2 separate regions of the Homo sapiens genome follow, and region 2 is linked to region 1. A link is an interaction called in ENCODE POLR2A ChIA-PET data of the cell type or tissue named here. Cell type or tissue: GM12878. All regions are shown on one strand. Each heading gives the region's core, and the rest is flanking DNA. Links, peaks and the distances in the headings are about the cores only.

Region 1 (9,836 bases), core at 420-4,419:
ACACACCACTACACCCAGCTAATGTTTTACTTTTTGTAGAGACAGGGTCCTACTATATTGCCCAGGCTGGCCTCGGACTCCTGGGCTCAAGCGATCTTCCGCCTCAGCCTCCCAAAGTGCTAGGATTACGGGCATGAGCCACCACGCCTGGCCTGGGCCTTAGATTTCTTATATTTAAAGTAAGCATAATGACATTCATTTGGTGAATTTGTGAGAACCAAAAACAAAGAAACAAACAAAACCTACAACACGTCTGACACAAAACTATTTATTTTCCATTAATCTTCTTTTTTTTTTTTTTTTTTTTTTTTGACACAGAGTCCTGCTCTGTCGCCCAGGCTGGAATGCAGTGGCGCGATCTCGGCTCACTGCAACCTCTGCCTCCCAGATTCAAGCAATTCTCCTGCTTCAGCCTCCCAAGTAGCTGGGATTACAGGCACGTGCCACCATGCCTGGCTAATTTTTGTATTTTTAGTAGAGATGGGGTTTCACCATCTTGGTCAGGCTGGTCTCAAACTCCTGGTGATCCACCTGCCTCTGCCTCCCAAAGTGCTGGGATTACAGCCGTGAGCCACTGCACCCAGCCGGCTTCATCTCTTCTTGAAATCACTTTTATACCATTCTATGTGGTTCTCACCATGAGCTTGAGTGGTGGGCTAAAGTGCCTCTCCCTGCTTTCAGCTTCCTGCTGGGAACTCACTCTCTCAAGTTCCTTCCAGCACCACCCCATAGAGTTCCCATCACTCCACACTGTCCAGTGACAACTCCCAACATGGAAGATCTGCTAGTTCTACAGGGTGCTCTCTGGCTGCCCCAGTAACATGTGTTTTTAAATTTTTCACATGCATGTTTGACCCCGACTCCCCGAAGTCAGGTACTGTAACTAGCAGTGTCATTTAAGAAAAAGCCCTTTAACCTCTCTTTGCCAAAGGATTCTTATCAGCAAAACAGTGATGAAACAACAATCCCATAACAGCTAGCTGGCTACCTTCTCAAGCACTTATTAAATGAGGCATAATGATTTTGCTTAATCCTCAATCCTGAGAGGTGGGCGATCCCTGTGGTGATGAGGAAACCGAGGCTTGGGGGTTAATGGCTTGCCTAGATTCACACTGCTAGCCAAGGAATGAACTGGAATTTACACCCTGACCCTGACTGCTTTTCACATTTTCTACACAGCCTTTTCAAGATCCCTGCCAATTCTAAAATTAAATGATTCTATGATTAACTGTGTTTCATTCTTCTGCATCAGTTCCCAAAACAAATTATATCAAGAGACAGCAAAAATATTTGTAAAGAAAGGATGTCCAACAATCTGTGTGGTTGTTTTTCTGTGTTCCTCCAATGGTAGGGCCTCTGTTCACCAGTGCCGTCTCTTCTTTTAGCTGTAAGAAAAGCCTGGAGTGCACGAAGTTGTGCCTACCCCAGATTGAGAATGTTAAGGGCACTGAGGACTCAGGTGAGGAGAAGTGACCTGGTGCCCATGCTCACCTGCCCTCTCCCTCTTCTTGCCCCCACCCGTCCATCCATCCCACCCATCCATCTATCCCTGCGGCCCCCCTCTGCCCGCTCCTCTGACCAACACCTGCTTTGTCTGCAGGCACCACAGTGCTGTTGCCCCTGGTCATTTTCTTTGGTCTTTGCCTTTTATCCCTCCTCTTCATTGGTTTAATGTATCGCTACCAACGGTGGAAGTCCAAGCTCTACTCCATTGGTGAGTGGGGGCTTTGGGAGGGAGAGGGAGCTGGTGGGGGTGAGGGAGGACATGGGTGGGTGCGATGGACATGTGTGGAGGGAGGTGAGGAGTGTCCCCTCAGTTCATACCGCTGGGGACTCTGGGCAGAAGGTGGCCCTGGATGGCTGGGGAGATGTCGAGCTGCATCAGTAGCTCTCTCGTCCCTGGGGCCACATAGGCCCTGAGGCATGTCACCACAAGTCCCCACTGCCAGCTGAGTCCAGGGTGCCAGGGCTGAGAGAGGAAGTGAAATTTATGATGCTTTCTTTCTTTTTCCTCAGTTTGTGGGAAATCGACACCTGAAAAAGAGGTGAGATGAAATGAGAGAGTTACTCCCAAATGTCCCTGACCATTCCTTATAATTGCCTAATGCTCAGATCCCCTGGAATCATCCTTCACTTTCCGGGGGCTCGCCTCATTCCCTCTAAGTCCCAACCCCCACGTAGAATAAAGAGGGCCGGGGCTGGTTTTCGCTGCCGCACTAATGCTGCGCCACCTTCTCTCTTTCAGGGGGAGCTTGAAGGAACTACTACTAAGCCCCTGGCCCCAAACCCAAGCTTCAGTCCCACTCCAGGCTTCACCCCCACCCTGGGCTTCAGTCCCGTGCCCAGTTCCACCTTCACCTCCAGCTCCACCTATACCCCCGGTGACTGTCCCAACTTTGCGGCTCCCCGCAGAGAGGTGGCACCACCCTATCAGGGGGCTGACCCCATCCTTGCGACAGCCCTCGCCTCCGACCCCATCCCCAACCCCCTTCAGAAGTGGGAGGACAGCGCCCACAAGCCACAGAGCCTAGACAGTGAGTTTCTCCCGCGGCTGGAGACGAGGAGGCTGGGGGAGGGCCGGGGGAGCGCGGGAGGCGCTCCCAGAGGGGACCACGAGAGGCGGAGGGCGCGGGATGCGGGGCGGGGCCTGGGGTTGCCGCCCGAGGCTCACCGGCCCGCGTCCCCGCAGCTGATGACCCCGCGACGCTGTACGCCGTGGTGGAGAACGTGCCCCCGTTGCGCTGGAAGGAATTCGTGCGGCGCCTAGGGCTGAGCGACCACGAGATCGATCGGCTGGAGCTGCAGAACGGGCGCTGCCTGCGCGAGGCGCAATACAGCATGCTGGCGACCTGGAGGCGGCGCACGCCGCGGCGCGAGGCCACGCTGGAGCTGCTGGGACGCGTGCTCCGCGACATGGACCTGCTGGGCTGCCTGGAGGACATCGAGGAGGCGCTTTGCGGCCCCGCCGCCCTCCCGCCCGCGCCCAGTCTTCTCAGATGAGGCTGCGCCCCTGCGGGCAGCTCTAAGGACCGTCCTGCGAGATCGCCTTCCAACCCCACTTTTTTCTGGAAAGGAGGGGTCCTGCAGGGGCAAGCAGGAGCTAGCAGCCGCCTACTTGGTGCTAACCCCTCGATGTACATAGCTTTTCTCAGCTGCCTGCGCGCCGCCGACAGTCAGCGCTGTGCGCGCGGAGAGAGGTGCGCCGTGGGCTCAAGAGCCTGAGTGGGTGGTTTGCGAGGATGAGGGACGCTATGCCTCATGCCCGTTTTGGGTGTCCTCACCAGCAAGGCTGCTCGGGGGCCCCTGGTTCGTCCCTGAGCCTTTTTCACAGTGCATAAGCAGTTTTTTTTGTTTTTGTTTTGTTTTGTTTTGTTTTTAAATCAATCATGTTACACTAATAGAAACTTGGCACTCCTGTGCCCTCTGCCTGGACAAGCACATAGCAAGCTGAACTGTCCTAAGGCAGGGGCGAGCACGGAACAATGGGGCCTTCAGCTGGAGCTGTGGACTTTTGTACATACACTAAAATTCTGAAGTTAAAGCTCTGCTCTTGGAGACAGTGGTCTGTCGGGATGGGAGGTGGGGGCAGAGGCCCAGATCCTGAGGGGTGAGATGGGAAAAGCCCTGCACTAGGGCCAGGTAGCCCATCACCATCACGCCAAGTGACAGAGGAGTAGCAGGTTCTTGTTCTGAACACCGTCATCTGTTGCCCAAGCTGGAGTGCGCTCACTGCAGCCTCCAACCCTTGGGCTCATGGGGTCCTCCCGCCTCAGCCTCCGGACACAGGCACACCACCACACCTGGGTAATTTTTAAAATTTTTTTTTGTAAAGACAGGGTTTCCCTATATTGCCCAGGCTGGTCTGGAACTCCTGGGCTCAAGGGATCCTCCCACCTCAGCCTCCCAAAGTGCTGGGATTACAGGCAGCCATGCCCAGCCAGGGCAGTCATTTTTATGCACAACTTTCTGTGGGGCTCAGGTGCACCTATGATACATAAATTTACAGTTCTTGATCCCCAAACAGAGCAGGAGGCAGGGTGCCTGGGCCAGGCTTCCTTTGGGAAATGTGGTCCTTGAGGTAGAGTCACAGATGCCGGAGGGTGACCAGCACTACTGGGGAGAGATCTCCTCTGGGAGAGATGCATGCCAAAGGTCCTCTGCATTCCTCATACCTCTCTGAAAAGACAGGAGGGGGTGTTAGGCGACATTCAGTGGCAACGGGTGAGGGTCAGGTGAAGAGTGAGGCGGAGAGCCCTTCCTGCCTCAGCCCCTGTTCCTGCTTTGCCCTCTTTCTATACTACACCCCACCACCATACAGACATCCCCGTCTGCCCCCTCCCAGGCCAGCTTCCCTCCAGCACTTACGATGCGGACAGAGGGGTGTCCAGCTGAATGATGTGGGGCCCCCGCATCCTCTGCAGCTGGGCCCGAGTCAGCTTCCGTGGCCTGCTGTCCCGGGGCTCCTCGGCCCCCTCAATCCTTTGGCTGGCCAGCTCCTCCCGGATCTCTCTGAGCATGTCCTCAGCCCGCATTGGGCGCAGGGATGTGTGGCCAGCTTTCAGGAACAGAGGCCCCTCTTCTTCCTCCTCCCCTGAGGACTCCCAGGGGCTTTCCCCGGCAGAGTCAGCATGGGTTGGGGAGGAGGGAAGCTGGCCCCGAAGCCGGGCCCTGTGGAGTGTTTCCACCACCACATTCCCTCGCTCGGAGGCCCCATCTTCTTCCTCAGACCAGGTTGGTGGGTCTTCCTGGGGAAGACTGCCTCCTTTTAGGATTCCTTCCGGCAGTTCGGGGGCGCTTCGGCGTTGAGGAGCTTGGGGGTCGGGAGGGTGGGGACGCAGAGGGATGTCCCGGAGTTCCAGGGTGGAGAAGGTGAGGCGAGGGTCCCGCCGAAGGGCTCTTTGGCGTAGACGGCTCAGTGGGGAGCGGGACCCCGTGGGGGTGCCTGGGATCAAAGTGCCGTAGCCAGAGTCTGAGGTATCATCTGGCACAAGGGGAGCATCTTCATCTGTGTCTTCTGTCACCACCAGGTGGGGGATAATGGTCGAGAACTCAGGAGTCCTACAGTTAATGGCAAAGAGTCAGATGCGTAGGGGTCAAGTTCAAGTCCAGGGAGTTTCCCTTGATCACTACATCCAGAAATGGCCCCTCCTCCAAACTTATTTTGGTATCATCTTTCCATCGCACTGTGATTGTTTTTCTCATCTGGCTGGCTAGATTTTAAGCTCCTAAGAGAGTACGGGCTGCCTCTATACTGTTTTATCCATAGCATCTGGTCCAGGATCTTGTATCGAGTGGGTAGTCAGGTTTTTGCTGAGTGGTTCCTGAACTTACCTGATATTATCCTCAATGATCGATTCTTCTTTTCTCCTTAAGCTGCTGCCAAGCAGTGGTGCTATCCTAGACGAACCTCACACTCCCCGGGGATTTGGCAGCTCTAATATTCTGCAGATCCACACCTACCTTCACTCTCGAGCTTGCTCCTCTCACAGTGCTCCTGTGTGACTCTAGGCAGGCTAACTCTGTAGGCTGTCTGTGCCCTATCCCCCACCTCCAACCCAACACGGCTGGTACCAACCTTCCGACCCAACACAGCTGGTACCGAGCTTCCCTACCCTGCCCTACGCCTGCGTTCCTCTATCTATTCCCAATTCCACCAAAAATGTGCAGTAATGCCATTTCTCAGCCTTATGGCTCCCTCCTCCTGCTCGGGGAGACCTTGTAGTCCGTGTGAGCCTTACCTCCCCTCTGCGCTGCTCTGAGAGCCCTCCAGGGAAGGCGTGGAGGGCCTGGTGCTGGGGGACTCCCTGTCCTGGTCCCGATAGAGGGTCAGGAGCTCCCTCTTCTGTTGAACATACTCCTCTGCCTTCAGCTTCTGTAGGGCGGCCTGGGACAGGACACTTTCGTTATTAAGAGCTCTCATTTATTGAGCACTTGCTGTTTGCCAGGCACCCTGCTAAGTGCGTTACATATATTACCTTATTTTATTTTATTATTATTATTATTTTTTGAGACTGAGTCTTGCTCTGTCACCCAGACTAGAGTGCAGTGCCACAATCTTGGCTCACTGCAACCTCCACCTCCTGGGTTCAAGCGATTCTCCTGCCTCAGCCTCCTTAGTAGCTGGGATTACAGGCGCCCGCCAACGTGCCCGGCTAATTTTTGTATTTTTAGTAGAGATGGGGTTTCACCATCTTGGCCAGGCTGGTCTCAAACTCCTGACCTTGTGATCCACCCCCCTTGGCCTCCCAAAGTGCTGGAATTAGACGTGTAAGCCACCGTGCCCGGCCTACATTACCTTATTTAATCTTTACAAAAACCCCATGAACCAGATATTTTTACCCCACCTTACTACTGAGACATGGAGACTCTAAGGTTAAGTAACTGTCTGAGGGGGTACTTCTTACCATAAGAAAGTGGGGTGGTGCCGGGATTTGGTGGCACCAAACTCTGGAGCTAGTGTTGGGGGTGAGTGGGGTGAACAGAATGGCCCTTTTCCTACCTGTACAGGTCTTCCTGCTTCTCATGTCCCATTGGCAGACCTGTTATCAGGTCTTCCCCCTCCTTCAGGAAGCCCTCCCTGGTTGGTGGTGATGGTAGAATAAGTGTTCTGAATTGGTACTGGTTGCTCCTTCAAGAGCATCCCTCTCCTACCACCTGGGCCTCTGCCCTGAAGCTGGGAGGAGCAGGAGGGCAGAACGTGGGCAGAGGTGGGCTTTGTCCCAGGCTGAGGACTCTGCTGTCCTTCAGAGGGAGGAAAGTTCCTAGAAGGCTGAGGAGAGGACGCATTATATTATCTGCCTTCTCCCTCCCTCAGCGATTTCATACAGGTACCATCAAAAGGAAATAGCGCCACCTGAGAAAAAATTTTCAAAGCACTTTTGCACATGTGGTCATTTGATACACATCATTGCCCTGTGGTGTGGAGAACATGAATGTTAGCCCATTTTACAGACAAGAAACCTAGACCTAGAGAGGTGAAGTGACTTGCTCAAGGTGCCACAGGTATGGAGAAGCAGAGCTGGGACAGGGCCTTGCTCTTTGAGTCCTAGTTCAGTCACTGCAACACTTTCAAGGACAGCCTTGAAGGGTAAAGAGTTACAGAAGGTCGGTTGTTGGCTTGGGGAGGGGGAGGGGGAGGGAGAGGGAAGAGAAGGTGGCAGAGCTGAGGTTGGAGGCGGAGGCAAGCCTTGGCAAAAGGGAGGTACTGGTGGCTGCTGTGGGCAGCACTGATATCAGGACTTGCTGGTATGGCCATATCCTTGTTAAAATATTGAAGTCTTCCATGCTGGTAAGGGAATGGCTGCTGCCTGGGCCTCAACCACTTCCCCCATCCCCATGATCTAGCAACTAAGGGAGATAACCTCTGGCACAGCAGAGGACCTCTAGTGCAGCGCTCCTTTCTGATTGGTTGATGCCCATGCTATACTAATTGTTAAATATTTCCACTATCTCCCCAGCTTGAAGTATATGAGCCAGCAACTCCTGGGCACCTGGACTTTCCCAAAGCCTCTCAAGAAACCCGGGGAGCAGCTGGGTCAGGACAAGAGACGAAATGGATGAACAGGGATAGGAAAATGACACCAGGCTTATAGTTCCCATTCTGCTTTTTCTGGCTCTCCAGTCACTTATTCCCAAGGCTGACAGCATTCTCATAAGATGTGGTCTGTTGGCCGGAGCAGGGGAGGGTACCTGGGGGTAGGAAACCTGCCAGGGCCGGGACCTGGGGCAGGACTCCCTCTTTCCCAGGCCTCATCTCCCAACTCCATGTGAAGGGAGGGAAGAAGTGAGAAAAGAGAGGGTGGAGGCGCTGGGCCGATCTGCTTGTCCTGCTGGGGTGCCCTTTTGCCCCACAGGACCCAAATTCAGGTTTGTGTTTCGGGTGCCAAGGAAGGGATGTTACGGGAAAGAAGAACTGGAAGGAAGCAGGGTTTCTGTAAGGGACGTTCAATGCCATCATCTCTGCTAAACTTGCCCCTTGCCCGACCCCAGGAAGAGGCTGGAGGAGGCGGCGGGGGGGGGAGGGGGGCGAGGGGGAGCCCCGAGTACGGGGTAGGGGGTCGGGGGAATGGGCGGGATGGGGCTCTTGGAGGTGCCTCCCAGCGAGCCCAAAGCCTCTCCAGCAACCCTGGGAGAATTTTCTCGGCTTGGTTAAGAGGAGAGACACATGGGGGCAGAGGGGACGGGAAAGGAAAAGGAAATTGGCGCTTAAGCCAGAATGTGACCCCCCTACAAAACTGAGAAGAGGAAGGGAGGGCCCCTAGCAGGATTCTTCTTCCTTTGTACCCATGGAGAGGAAATGCCTCCTTTCCCTGCTGTCTCTGGGGTGGCTCCTAGATTCACCCACTCTCCTCCCAGAACTCCCCAGTGCCGGACTAAAACCGAACTCTGAAACGTGCCCACTGACTTCCTGAGCAACAGATGCGGATGCGTTTCCCCAGTCAGCAGCAGGCCCTACCCAGGCCCCAAAGACCACCCCTTTCTTCTAATGATGACAACGGCAAACATTTATGGAGTGCCCATACAGTGCTGGGCCTTGTGCCTGGCCACTTGCGGACTGTCTGTCCTGCGTGCACTGCAACTCCCCAAGAGGTGAAGTAACTCCCTGACAGCTGCTCGGGCCTCTCCTTCAGACCCTGGCTCTTAGCCTCGGCTGCCTCCTTCAGTCTCCCTGCTTTAATTTCTTGGTCGCCATCTCTGACGGCTCTTTCTGTTCCTGTCTCTGTTCCTTTTCCTCTTCTCAGTCCCTGGGCATTCCCCAAGATTCAGTCTCTTCTCCCTGGAGAAGCTTACTTTCTCTAAAAGTGTGAGTCATCACAGCTAGACCCGCTAGGAATAAATCTGCAAGTCAACGTTTCTGCCAGGGTGAGAAAACAATAGTCTGCCCCCTGGGGATTGCTCTATGAAAGGGACCAACAGAGTTTCTACTGCCCTCTTCAGTGTATAAAGACTGATGGCTCTAGAGAGGATTCCCTAATAATCTGGTGTGAGACAATAGCAGGAAAAGTCATTTCAAAGTTTCAGTTTTCTTTGTTTTGCTAAGGAAGGCCAGGGAGCCTTGGTGCATATCTTGGTTATAGATCTTGACAGATCTTTCCTGTTAGCCTGGAGTGAGACTACCAGGGGACTGAGTTGTTTTGCATAGTAAAATACCCGTAATTTTCAGTAGCTCTTGGGATTCTGAAAGGGAGAAGGTGAGAGTCTGGCTGTTGTTCTGTGACTAAAAACCAAAAAAAAGAGGAGAAAGTTCTGAAGGTGGAGGTGGCAGTTCCGAAGGAAAAAAGGCAGCCTGCCATTCACTGCCAGCCCCACTGGCTATCCTGGGGAGTTGGGGCTCTAGGGACACCGATGCCACTAGCTTGCGCTTTTGTCCCTGGGCTCCCCCTTGAGCCTCTAGCCTTCAGGAAAATGTTTTATTTAACTTTTTTTTTTTTTAGACAAGGTCTCACCCTGTTGTCTGGGTTGTAGTGCAGTGGTGGGAACATAGCTCACCGCAGGCTCTATCTCCCGGGTTCAAGTGATCCTCCCACCTCAGCCTCCCGAGTAGCTGGGACTACAGGCATGCGCCACCAGGCCCAGCTAATTTTTGTATTTTTTGTAAAGATGGGGTTTTGCCATGTTGGCCAGGCTGGGTCTTGAACTTCTGGTCTCAAGCCATCTGCCTGCCTCAGCCTCTCAAAGTGCTGGGATTAGAGGAGGTGAGCCACTACGCCTGGCCAAGAAAATTTGATTAACCACCAGAATGATGTCACTTGCCAGTCAGTCCAGCCTAGTGGAAAGTGTGTTTAGGCTTAGGTGGAAGTGGTGGAGAGAAGTCCCTGCCATGCAGAGGGGACAGT
Region 2 (9,836 bases), core at 3,929-7,928, 480 kb before region 1:
GGGGAGCAGGTCTGTCCCCACTGCAACCCCTTTGCGTTCTAGCACCTCCAATGGCCTTTCCAGCGCAGCACAGCTCCAGTGGCTTTCCAGCAGGGCCTTTCCTGGCCTGCTGCTCCTTCAGCTCCATCCTCCCACTTCTGCCTCCTTCTAGCTCCTGGCCATCTTTTCCCACCCCTCTATCCTCTCCACCACACCCCTTTAGCCCCCATCTCCTCACCTCCACCCCTCCCAGCTCTTCCTCCTCAACTCCTTCCTCCTCTCCATCCTCCCTTCCTGCCCCCCTTTGCTCCCCTTCCTCCCCCTCCTCTCTAACTCCCTCCCCCTCCCCCTTTCCCCTCTCTCAACCCCTCCTCCCAGATCCTTACTGAGGACACTGGCAGGTCTTCTTCTCACTGAGGAGTCTCTTGATCTGAGACATCCGCTCTGCTTGGCGCTGTCCAGGGACAAGAAAGGGAGTCACGAGGGTCCCAGGCCTCCAGAAGGGAGGTGCCCCTTGGTGGGGGGAGTGGGGGAAGCTGCGACAGGAGAAGCAGTTACATGGCCCAGGCCATCTATCCTGGAATTAACTCTCTGCTCCTTCCTGTCTCTCCCTTGAGTGGGATCTGGGACAGGGCAGCAAGGGAACTTACGAGTGGGCAGAGGGAGCTGGGCCAAAATCAGTTCCCATATACAGGATCTCCTGGTAGAGGACTCAGGGGTTTGAGGGCCTTGTGGGGACCAGGTGTGGGGTTACTCACCCTTCGGTGCCGGCACCTGACACAGAAGAAGATGCCTAGCCCAATGAAAAGCAGGAGGCCGGCGACGCCCCCCAGCACAATCAGGGCCATTGGCTGCACCGGGGTGGACCATGTGGGCAGAACTGCAAGGGAGAGAAATGTGCTCAATGCACCGCCCTCCTCCACGGGCCAGGGGACTGAGGACTGCCCTGCAATCCCTCCTGGCCAGTCTCTGGTTTGACCCTGGGGTTGGGGGAGAGGGGAGGGGTGCCTGGGGGCTCTCAAAGGCCGCCAGTGCTGGGGAATCGGTTTTATGTTTGGGCATATCCATATCCAGGGCACTCTGGAGAGAGAGAAGCTGTGGTCTGGCTCCTGGGCTGTGTGTGTGAGTGCATGTGTGTGTGCATGTGTGAGTGTGTGCATGTGTGTGCGTGTGTGAATGGTGTGAATGTGTGTGTGTGCGCGCGTGTGCGCGTGTGAGTCCATGTGTGAATGTGTGTGCGTGTGTGCATGTGTGTGAATGTGTGCCTGTGTGCGTGTATGAATGTGTGTGCGTGACTGCATGCATGTGCGCGCGCGTGTGTGCACATGTGTGAATAATGCGTGTGCGGATGTGAGTGTATAAGTGTGTGAGTGTACGTGTACGACAGTGTGTGGGTGAGAGTATGTGCGTGAATGTGTAAGTGTGTGTGTGCATGCATGTGTGAGTACATGTGTGTGTATGAGTGTGTGACAGTGTGTGAGTGCATGGGTGTGAGTACATGGGGTGAGAGTGTGGGTGTGAGTGTGGATGTGTGTGTAGTGTGTGTATGAGTGTGTGCGAGTGTGTGAGTGATGTGTGTGCGTGTGTGAGAGTGTATGGGAGTGTGTGCATGTGTGTGAGAGTGTATGTGTGTGAGTGTGTGTGTAAGTGCGTCTGGATTTGGAGAAAAGCCAGGAGCCAGGGAGGGGGGCTCTCGGTCAGGTGGACCCCATCCCTAGGCTGTAGACCTGAGGGAGTGGGAACTTGTAGAATTACAACTGGCAGCCTAGAGCCCAGGACCACAACCCACCTCACTTCATCACTTCTATGCCTCCTTTTGGGGCCTCCAAAGCACCCTGGGACCACAGAGGACACCATACCCATAACCCCCCAACTCAGGCATTGGGAGGCCGGGACTCTGGGTGGTCTCTGCCAACCACAGGAAGGTCCCGCAGCCCAGGAGGCAGAGGCCTTGGAACCTGGGTCCTTACCCTTGATGTTGGATTCCAGCAGGACCTGTCCCGAGTCACTCAGCAGACACTGCCACATCCCCGCCTCAGGGTTCAGCACCCACACCGCCTTCTCCCGCTTCGAGACCTTTGCCTCCTTGTTCTCCAGTTTCAAACTCAGCATCAGCTTAGGGGAGGTGGGTCCCCACACCTCACAGGTCAAATTTTTCTGGAGCTGAGTGGCTGCAGAGGAACGAGAGGCTGAGATCAAAGGCCTGAGATTCAGTAGAACAATTAAAATGATACTCTATATGGGTGACCTTCTTTTAGCCTTTTAGAGCAGGTTTTCATGCAGTCCTACGAGGAAAAACAGCGTTTGGGGTCCAGTGGTATTGGATTTGAATCCCAGCTCCACTGCTTAGCAGCTGTGTGTCTCTGGGCAAGTGACTTAACAACCTGCACCCAGATAGTACTAAAGGCAGGCATACATGTAAAGTGTTTGGATGGGGCCCGACACGTGCTGAGCATCAAGTGTTAGCCATTACTATTTGCAGAGTCGTTATGATGATAAGGAGATAAGGAAGCCAGAAACTCAATTTGGAGCTTGACATTATCATCATTACTATCACACAGAGAGCAGATTTCATTATCCTTATTAGACAGGTCAGGAAGCAGGCCTGCAGTGGGAGGGGGCTTAGCCAGGGTCACAGAGGGTTGGTTATAGGAAGAACTGGAACCCTGGTTCTTAGCCCAAGTGCTTTGGGGATCTTCAGTGAAGCCAGCCCCAGGCTGGCTCATGGATGTCTCAGTTCAAAACCAGCCCCAAACCCAGAGGGCCCTCCCTCACTTCATCCAGGTGACCAGGGCCTAGGCATCCCCTCTTGGGGCCTGGCTTGCCTCAGAGGGAGCCCTGGGCCAGGCCCCTCCAACTCCTTCCCCTGCCCACCCCTCCCTGGCCTGGCCCCTCACCTCTCATCACCACCAGGTTCACTTCCTGATGCAACTTTCCTGTTTTCGCTTCAAGGGCCAGGGTGAGGTTTCCAGAGCCAGCATACTGAGGCAAGGCCTGGGGCAGGGTGAGGTGGAGCGGGAGCTTCTTGCCCATCTGGAGCTTAGGGTCCTGGGTAACCCGTTTTACAGACACTTCCTTGTTCTTCAGGTCAAAGGTGATCCAAGACTTGGAGGAGGAAGCCCTCTCCGCCTGCCACCACAGCTCGCCACTGCCCGTCAGCTTTTCAACTGTAAAGGCGAGTGGGAAGGAGAACTCCACCTGTTCCCCCTCTTTCTTATAGACTATGCTGGAGGCCTTCTGGAAAGCTGGAGGTGGGAAGGGAGAGACCCTGGGTGAGGAGATAGGAAGATGAGGGTGCACGAGTGGGGTTGGCATGTGGAGGCAGCAGGGAGATGGAAGGGGACCCGACGAGTCCAGACACCCACCTTGTCACTTCAGATACTTCAGTTCCTTCCTACCTCTCCAGCCTTCTCTCCCTTCTTCCACCCAGCATTTTCCTACAGCAGGCCACCTCCCTCCTCCCGGAAGCCATCACAGAGCAGCCCAGCCACAGGGGATCCTTGCTGTCCTTAGGATTCCTGGACCACAGAAGCCATTTGGCCTCCACTCCTTAGAGGCGTATTCATCACCCTTCACAAAATAACAGCGAACACTTAACTAGGGCTTACTCTGTGCCAGGCACCATTTTCAGTGCCTTACGTATATCAGTCCTCAACTTAATACGAGGTAGTCACTATGGCAGTTAACATCATCCCCATTTCACAGAGGCTGAAACCAAGGTGCAGAGAGGTTTAGTAACTCACCCAAGGTCACATGGTTGTGGCAGAACCAGGATTTCAATCAGCGTACATGCACTAAACTGGCACACTACCTTATGTCTACCTTAAGTCACATAAGCACCCAGGGGACAGGATCTGGGGTAGGACCTTGGTCTCCCCACAGTGGCCTGGCTTAGAGGTCCAGAGGTACAACATAGAACATCATCAGGGTTGGCTTACTGGTGTTAGTGTCCCTGAGTAAGTGGATTTGCCAACTTGGTAGGGGTGTGGAGCTGAGGCAACAAAGAAAGTAAGCTCCCTGACATTCCTCCTTTGGGGCCTCCAAAGGAGACTCGGGCCTCTAGCATCCTTACCTTCCCCAGCCTTTCCTTTCTCCATGTCCACCACACTGAGGGGTGGCTGCCAATCAGCCCCCTGAGGATGAGGGCCCCAGTGAGTCCTTCAAGACAGGCCTCAGCTCTAGGGGACCTAGTCTTCTCCACTCCTGACCTCCCAGCACCAGAACCAGAAACAGGGCAGTCAGAGCAGAGGGAGGGGCTGTCAGCCCCTGGGGCAGGGAGGAGACTGCGCGAAGAGGGGCTTCCCTTACCTAGCACCACGATGTCTATTTTGAACTCCACCTTCTTCTGGTTCTGCAAGACAGTGCATGTCCAGGTGCCACTATCCTGGAGCTCCAGCTGAGACACGGAGAGGGTCTTCCCCCCCTGTATGTTTTTACCCCTTGGACTCCTACATTGCACTGAGGGGCTACTACCAGGGGGGCTCTCCAAGGTCAGGGTCAGGCTCTGCCCCTGAAGCAGGTGGGTGTCAGAGTTGGCAGTCACTGTGGAGGGAAAGGCCAGCTGTGTCACACACATACCATCCCCAAGGAGAAGGGCAGACAACAGGAAACCAACAACATCTCTCCATTATCGCCGTCCCAACATCTCCTTCCTCCCAGCACCCAGCTGCGCACCCCCAGCCAAGATAGGGTTTCCCTCTCCCCTCCTCTCTCTCTTCTTTCCTCCTCTCCCCTCATCCTCTCTTCCCCAGTCTCTCTCCCTCCTTCCCTTGCCTCCTTCCCTTTTCTTTCCTTTTCCCAAGGCCTCTTCCCTCCTCCGCCCACCAGCATCCCTCACCTGATCAAGAAGGGTTTTAAGACATTTGGAGGCCAGTTTGACAGCCTGGTCCTCTTGGGGCTGCTGCGGTATCACCAGCTCAGGCTGGATTTGGTGCAGGGGTGGGAGTAGTGGGGAAGGGAACCAGGCAGGAGGTATCCTCATCCCCACCTGCCCCACTCACATCCGAACACTAGCAATTGCACCTCCTCCTTCTGGTCCTCCACTTCACAGATGTAAGTATCTGAGTCTTCTATCTTAAGATTCTTGATGATCAGGGGAAAGTTTCCTTGGTCCCAAAGGCTTCTTCTTGAGTCAGCGCGATCATTCAGCTTGGATGGACCTGGGAGCAGAAGACATATGGGGGGGGACTGAGGCGCCCTGGAGACAGGGCACCTCTGGCAAGAGAATGCCCACGGCTCTTCTGATATCAGTTGCTAATTTCCTGCAACATCTGCTCCTCGTTCTAATCAGAGAAACCCGGTCTGGCAAGGAGGTCTCATCATATCCATTTACCTGGCTGGGACAGTAGCTCACAAATACAAATAAAATCATATCCTTATTTGGAGAGCACCAACTCCTACATGCCAAATACTTTACAGGCATCATCTCAGTAATCTCCACAATAATTCCGAGAAATAGATACTGTCAACACTGTTTTGTTTATTTTGCAGATAGAGAAACTGAGACTCAGAGAGATTAGGTAACTGCCTAAACTCTCACATATTGAGATTAAGTAATTACCCAACTCTCACACATTGTAGGAGAATAAACCAGTACAATTTCTTTGGATGGTGATTTGTAATCTATACAGAATTACAAATGTATATACAAAACCAAATGTCCATCAATAAAGAATAGGTTAAATAGATCATAGCTCACCCATTCAGTGGACTGCTATGCAGCCGTAAGAGAGGAATGAGGAAGTGCTTTGTGTACTAATTTGGACCCGTATCTAAGAAACATCACTAACTGAATAAAGCGAGATGTTAAACAGTCTACTATTTGTTTTTAAAGGTGGAGAAAATATATTCTTTGTATATGAAAAGAATAATTCTCGAATTAAACATAAGAAAATGAGGCCATTAAAAAGAGCTATAATGTCTAAAAAAAAATTAAAAAAGAAAATGAGGCCAGGCATGGTGGAAATCTCTCATCCCAGCTCTTTGAAAGATCGAGGTGGAAAGATTGTTTGTGCCCAGGAGTTCGAGATCAGCCTGGGCAACATGGCGAAACCCCATCTCTAAAAAAAAAAAAAAAAAAATTTTTTTTAATTAGCCGCCTTGGGAGGCTGAGGTGGGAGAATCACTTGAGCCCAGAAGTCAAAGGTTGCAGTGAAACAAATGAGATGGCACCACTGCACTCCAGTCTAGGTGACAGAGTGAGACTCTGTCTCAAAAAAGAAAAAAAATTAACTGAGTGTGGTGGTGCATGCCAGTAGCCCCAGCTATGCCGGAGGCTGAGGTGGGAGGATAACCTGACCCAGGAGGTCGAGGCTGCAGTGAGCTATGATCATGCCACTGCACTCCACCCTGGGCGACAGAATGAGACCCCATTTAAAAGAAAAAAAAACTGGGAGGCTGAGGCACAAGATCGCTTGAGACTGGGAGGCAGAGTTTGCAGTGAGATCGCACCACTGCATTCCAGCCTTGGTGAGAGAGTGAGACTGTCCCAAAACACACACACACACACACACACACACACACACACACAAAAATAACCTTGGTTGCCTCTAGGAAGAGGAAGTGAATACTCATGTGTAGGAAGAAAGCTTTTCACTATATGCCCTTTGCTTTTTTTTTTTTGAGATGGAGTTTCGCTATTGTTGCCCAGGTTGGAGTGCAATGGCATGATCTTGGCTCACCGCAACCTCCGCCTCCCGGGTTCAAGCAATTATCTTGCCTCTGCCTCCCGAGTAGCTGAGATTACAGGCATGCGCAACCAAGCCCGGCTAATTTTGTATTTTCAGTAGAGACAGGGTTTCTCCTTGTTGGTCAGGCTGGTCTCGAATGCCCAACCTCAGGTGATCCGCTCGCCTTGGCCTCCCGAAGTGCTGGGGTTACAGGCGTGAGCCACCACACCCAGCCTGCTTTCTTTTTTTGTTTGTTTGTTTTTATGGAGTCGAGTGTTCGATCTCTGCTCATTGTAACCTCTGCCTCCTGAGTTCAAGGGATTCTCTTGCCTCAGCCTTCGGAGTAGCTGGGATTACAGGTGTACACCACCACATCTGGCTAATTTTTGTATTTTTAGTAGATACAAGTTTTGCCATGTTGCCCAGGCTGATCTCGAACTCCTGACCTCAAGCAACCCGCCCACCTCAGCCTCCCAAATTGCTGGGATTGCAGGTGTGAGCCACTGCACCCAGCCTATATGCCCTTTTCTATCTTTTGAATTTTGACTCCCGTAAGTGGTGGAGCTAGGATTAAAATGCAGCCCGTCAGGAGTCTGGGACCAACCTAGGCAGCCAATCGAGACCCTCGTCTCTAAAAAAAATTATTTTAAAAAAAATTAGCTGGGTGTGGTGGCACATGCCTGTAATCCCAGCTACTTGAGAGGCTGAAGCAGGAGGATCACTTGAGCCCAGGAGTTCAAAGTTACAGTGAGCTATGATTGTAACACTGCACTCCAGCCTGGGCAACAGAGTGAGGCCTCATCTTAAAGAAAAGAAATTTTTGGCCGGGTGCGGTGGCTCACGCCTGAAATCCCAGCACTTTGGGAGGCCAAGGCGGTGGATCACTTGAGGTCAGGAGTTCAAGACCAGCCTGGCCAACATGGTGAAACCCCATCTCTACTAAAAATACCAAAAAAAAAAAGAAAAAAAAAATTAGCCAGAGCATAGTGACGCATGCCTGTAATCCCAGCTACTTGGGAGGCTGAGGGAGGAGAATGGCTTGAACCCGGGAGGTGGAGATTGCAGTGAGCCAAGATCACGCCACTGCACTCCAGCCTGGGTGACAGAGTGAGACTCTGTCTCAAAAAAAAAAAAAAAAAAAGAAAAAGAAAAGAAAAAAGAAAAGAAAAAATGTTTTAAAAAATAAAAATAATTCAGGCTATTTCGCTATGCAATGCTATCTCTGGAAAGTTCTTCTGGCATAAGTATGTGTCTCCTTTGGCCTCTTCTTGTAAAATCTAATAACCATCACCAAGGGAAGTTTTCTCTTTAGCTGTGCATTTTCTGGGTGCAGTGGAAGCTCCAAAATCTCTGTAGAACAGGGCTTTAGAAGCTAAATTTACATAGCAAACAGTTCTGTTTTGTTTTGTTTTTACTTAGAATGTATATTTGGAGGAATGGGGCAAAGGTGGCTAAGACTAAAGCCTCTCACCCTGCTTGGTACTGCCTCTGCCTCCCTGAGATGCCCAGGTCCTCTCCCTCTTTCTGCCTTGGTGTGGGAGCCTGGATACCAGTTCAGTCACTCACTCTCCTTTCTCTCCTCTTCCAGACCACACAGTCCTCTTCCCCACTGCTCAGCTCTTACTGTCCAGGAGCCCCTTCCAGACAACCTCACAGCCTCAGCACACAGTTGCCCCAAGCTTCCTCAGAGCACGGCAGGCACCCAATCCACCCCACACCTTCAGTTTCACACTTTTTAAAAAAACTTCCCTACTCAAGACAACCTGGACCCAACCTCCCCCTTTATTTGTTCCTTCAGTGGTTCCTGCCCTACTTGCTGTTTGCCCTGGATCTACACACTGCTTTAATTCCCCAGCTTACCCTGAAATTCAACTACATTCCTTTCACAGTTCCTTTACCAAACTTCTTAAAAGCGTGGCCTACTCTGGTTCTGCCCCACTTTGCTCCGCCTCTTTTGTTCCTCCCCTCCATTTCTAAGTATGATTCGTTTTTCTTCGTCTTGAACTCTTGCTCTGACATCTACATTTAGGTGTTGTCCCAGACTCTGTCTTTGGTTCTCTTCCCCGTTTCTACAGACATTCTAAATTCCACCTCATCCCCAGTCAGCTCTGCAGATTGTGGCCAAGTTGTTACTGCCAGCCCTGACCTCTCTCCTCAGTTCTAGGCACACATTTCCAATGGTCCAAGAAATAAGTTTATGTTAATATCCTGCCATCACCCCAAACGCAATTGGTTCAAAATGAAATGTATAACCCTCCTCCTAAAATAACTCTGCCTCCTTGCTTCTCTTCAAAAGAAAACCATGGCCTGCTTGTCCATGCTGTCCCATACTTTGAAAAAGCTATGGCAAGATAATATGAAAGGTCTAAGCATATGAGTGAGTCTGGGACAAATTCATGGGACAACTGGTATTGAATGAAGACTTAAAAGAGGTATGGGCCTGTGGCAGGTGCGGTGGCTCACGCCTGTAATCCCAGCACTCTGGGAGGCCGAGGCAGGTGGATCACCTGAGGGCAGGAGTTCAAGACCAGCCTGGCCAACATGGTGAAACCCAGTCTTTACTAAAAATACAAAAATTAGCCAGGAATGGTGGTGCACGCCTGTAATCCCAGTTACTCGGGAGGCTGAGGCAGGAGAATCCCTTGAACCCAGGAGACAAAGGTTGCAGTGAGCCGAGATCGCGCCACTGCACTCCAGCCTGGATGAGAGAGAGAGACTCCATCTCAAAAAAAAAAAAAAAAAGAGGTATAGGCAATGGACTAGAGACGGGGAGCAGCAAGGACATTACAGGAAGGGAGAAAAGCTCCAGAGAGGCAGCACAGGCAAGCTGTGGGGAAACCTCCTGGGTGCAGAGGTTTCCACTGGGAAACTGAGCAGTGGCGCTGAGAGGGTGAACGTCCTGCAGAGGCTTCTAGGCTTAGTCTAATGGGCTAGGATGTGGCATGTGCAAAGCATGGCTTTGGAAGGCAATGCTGCAGCAGGGGGAAGGGAAATCCAAGTAGGCGAGACTAGTAGCAGACCAAATTACCTGGAAGCTCACTGTAATCCAGGTGGGAGGTATGTGAGCCTTGGCTGGTGATGGTGGCATTCCCATGGGAACAAAGAAGAGGAAGAAACTAGAACATTTTTTTTTTTTTGAGACAGGGTCTCACTCTGTCACCTAGGCTGGGGTGCAGTGGCGCAATCACG

Evidence for each region. Peaks named below come from ENCODE experiments on the same cell type or tissue, not always from the same donor. Only the 100,000 strongest peaks of a DNase experiment are listed, where the experiment ranks them.
Region 2: POLR2A ChIA-PET joins it to region 1 with 6 read pairs; 2 of 35 experiments call an interaction of 5 or more read pairs at or near these places.

The regions. Positions count from the first base shown.
Region 1 is chr12:6,322,476-6,332,311 of GRCh38, reverse strand. PLEKHG6 (pleckstrin homology and RhoGEF domain containing G6) reads right to left here. Exons shown (of 16, transcript NM_001384598.1): 14 at 5,739-5,884; 15 at 4,366-5,058; 16 at 3,806-4,176. The coding sequence ends at 4,167. It overlaps TNFRSF1A (TNF receptor superfamily member 1A), which reads left to right. Exons shown (of 10, transcript NM_001065.4): 6 at 1,386-1,459; 7 at 1,601-1,714; 8 at 2,017-2,045; 9 at 2,246-2,534; 10 at 2,690-3,541. The coding sequence ends at 3,000. Among named protein-coding and RNA genes, the nearest start is that of TNFRSF1A, 15 kb to the left of the region's middle. RefSeq lists enhancers at 1,945-2,074, 7,216-7,755, 7,756-8,297, 8,741-8,830, 8,881-8,950 and 1 more. In GM12878, for the core only: no CTCF peak of the experiment used is centred there; a DNase peak (open chromatin) is centred at 1,941; H3K27ac peaks cover 1,082 bases.
Region 2 is chr12:6,809,444-6,819,279 of GRCh38, reverse strand. CD4 (CD4 molecule) reads right to left here. Exons shown (of 10, transcript NM_000616.5): 4 at 4,980-5,138; 5 at 4,288-4,521; 6 at 2,877-3,224; 7 at 1,950-2,150; 8 at 738-859; 9 at 366-433. Among named protein-coding and RNA genes, the nearest start is that of GPR162, 7.5 kb to the left of the region's middle. RefSeq lists an enhancer at 1-420. In GM12878, for the core only: no CTCF peak of the experiment used is centred there; no DNase peak of the experiment used is centred there; H3K27me3 peaks cover 203 bases.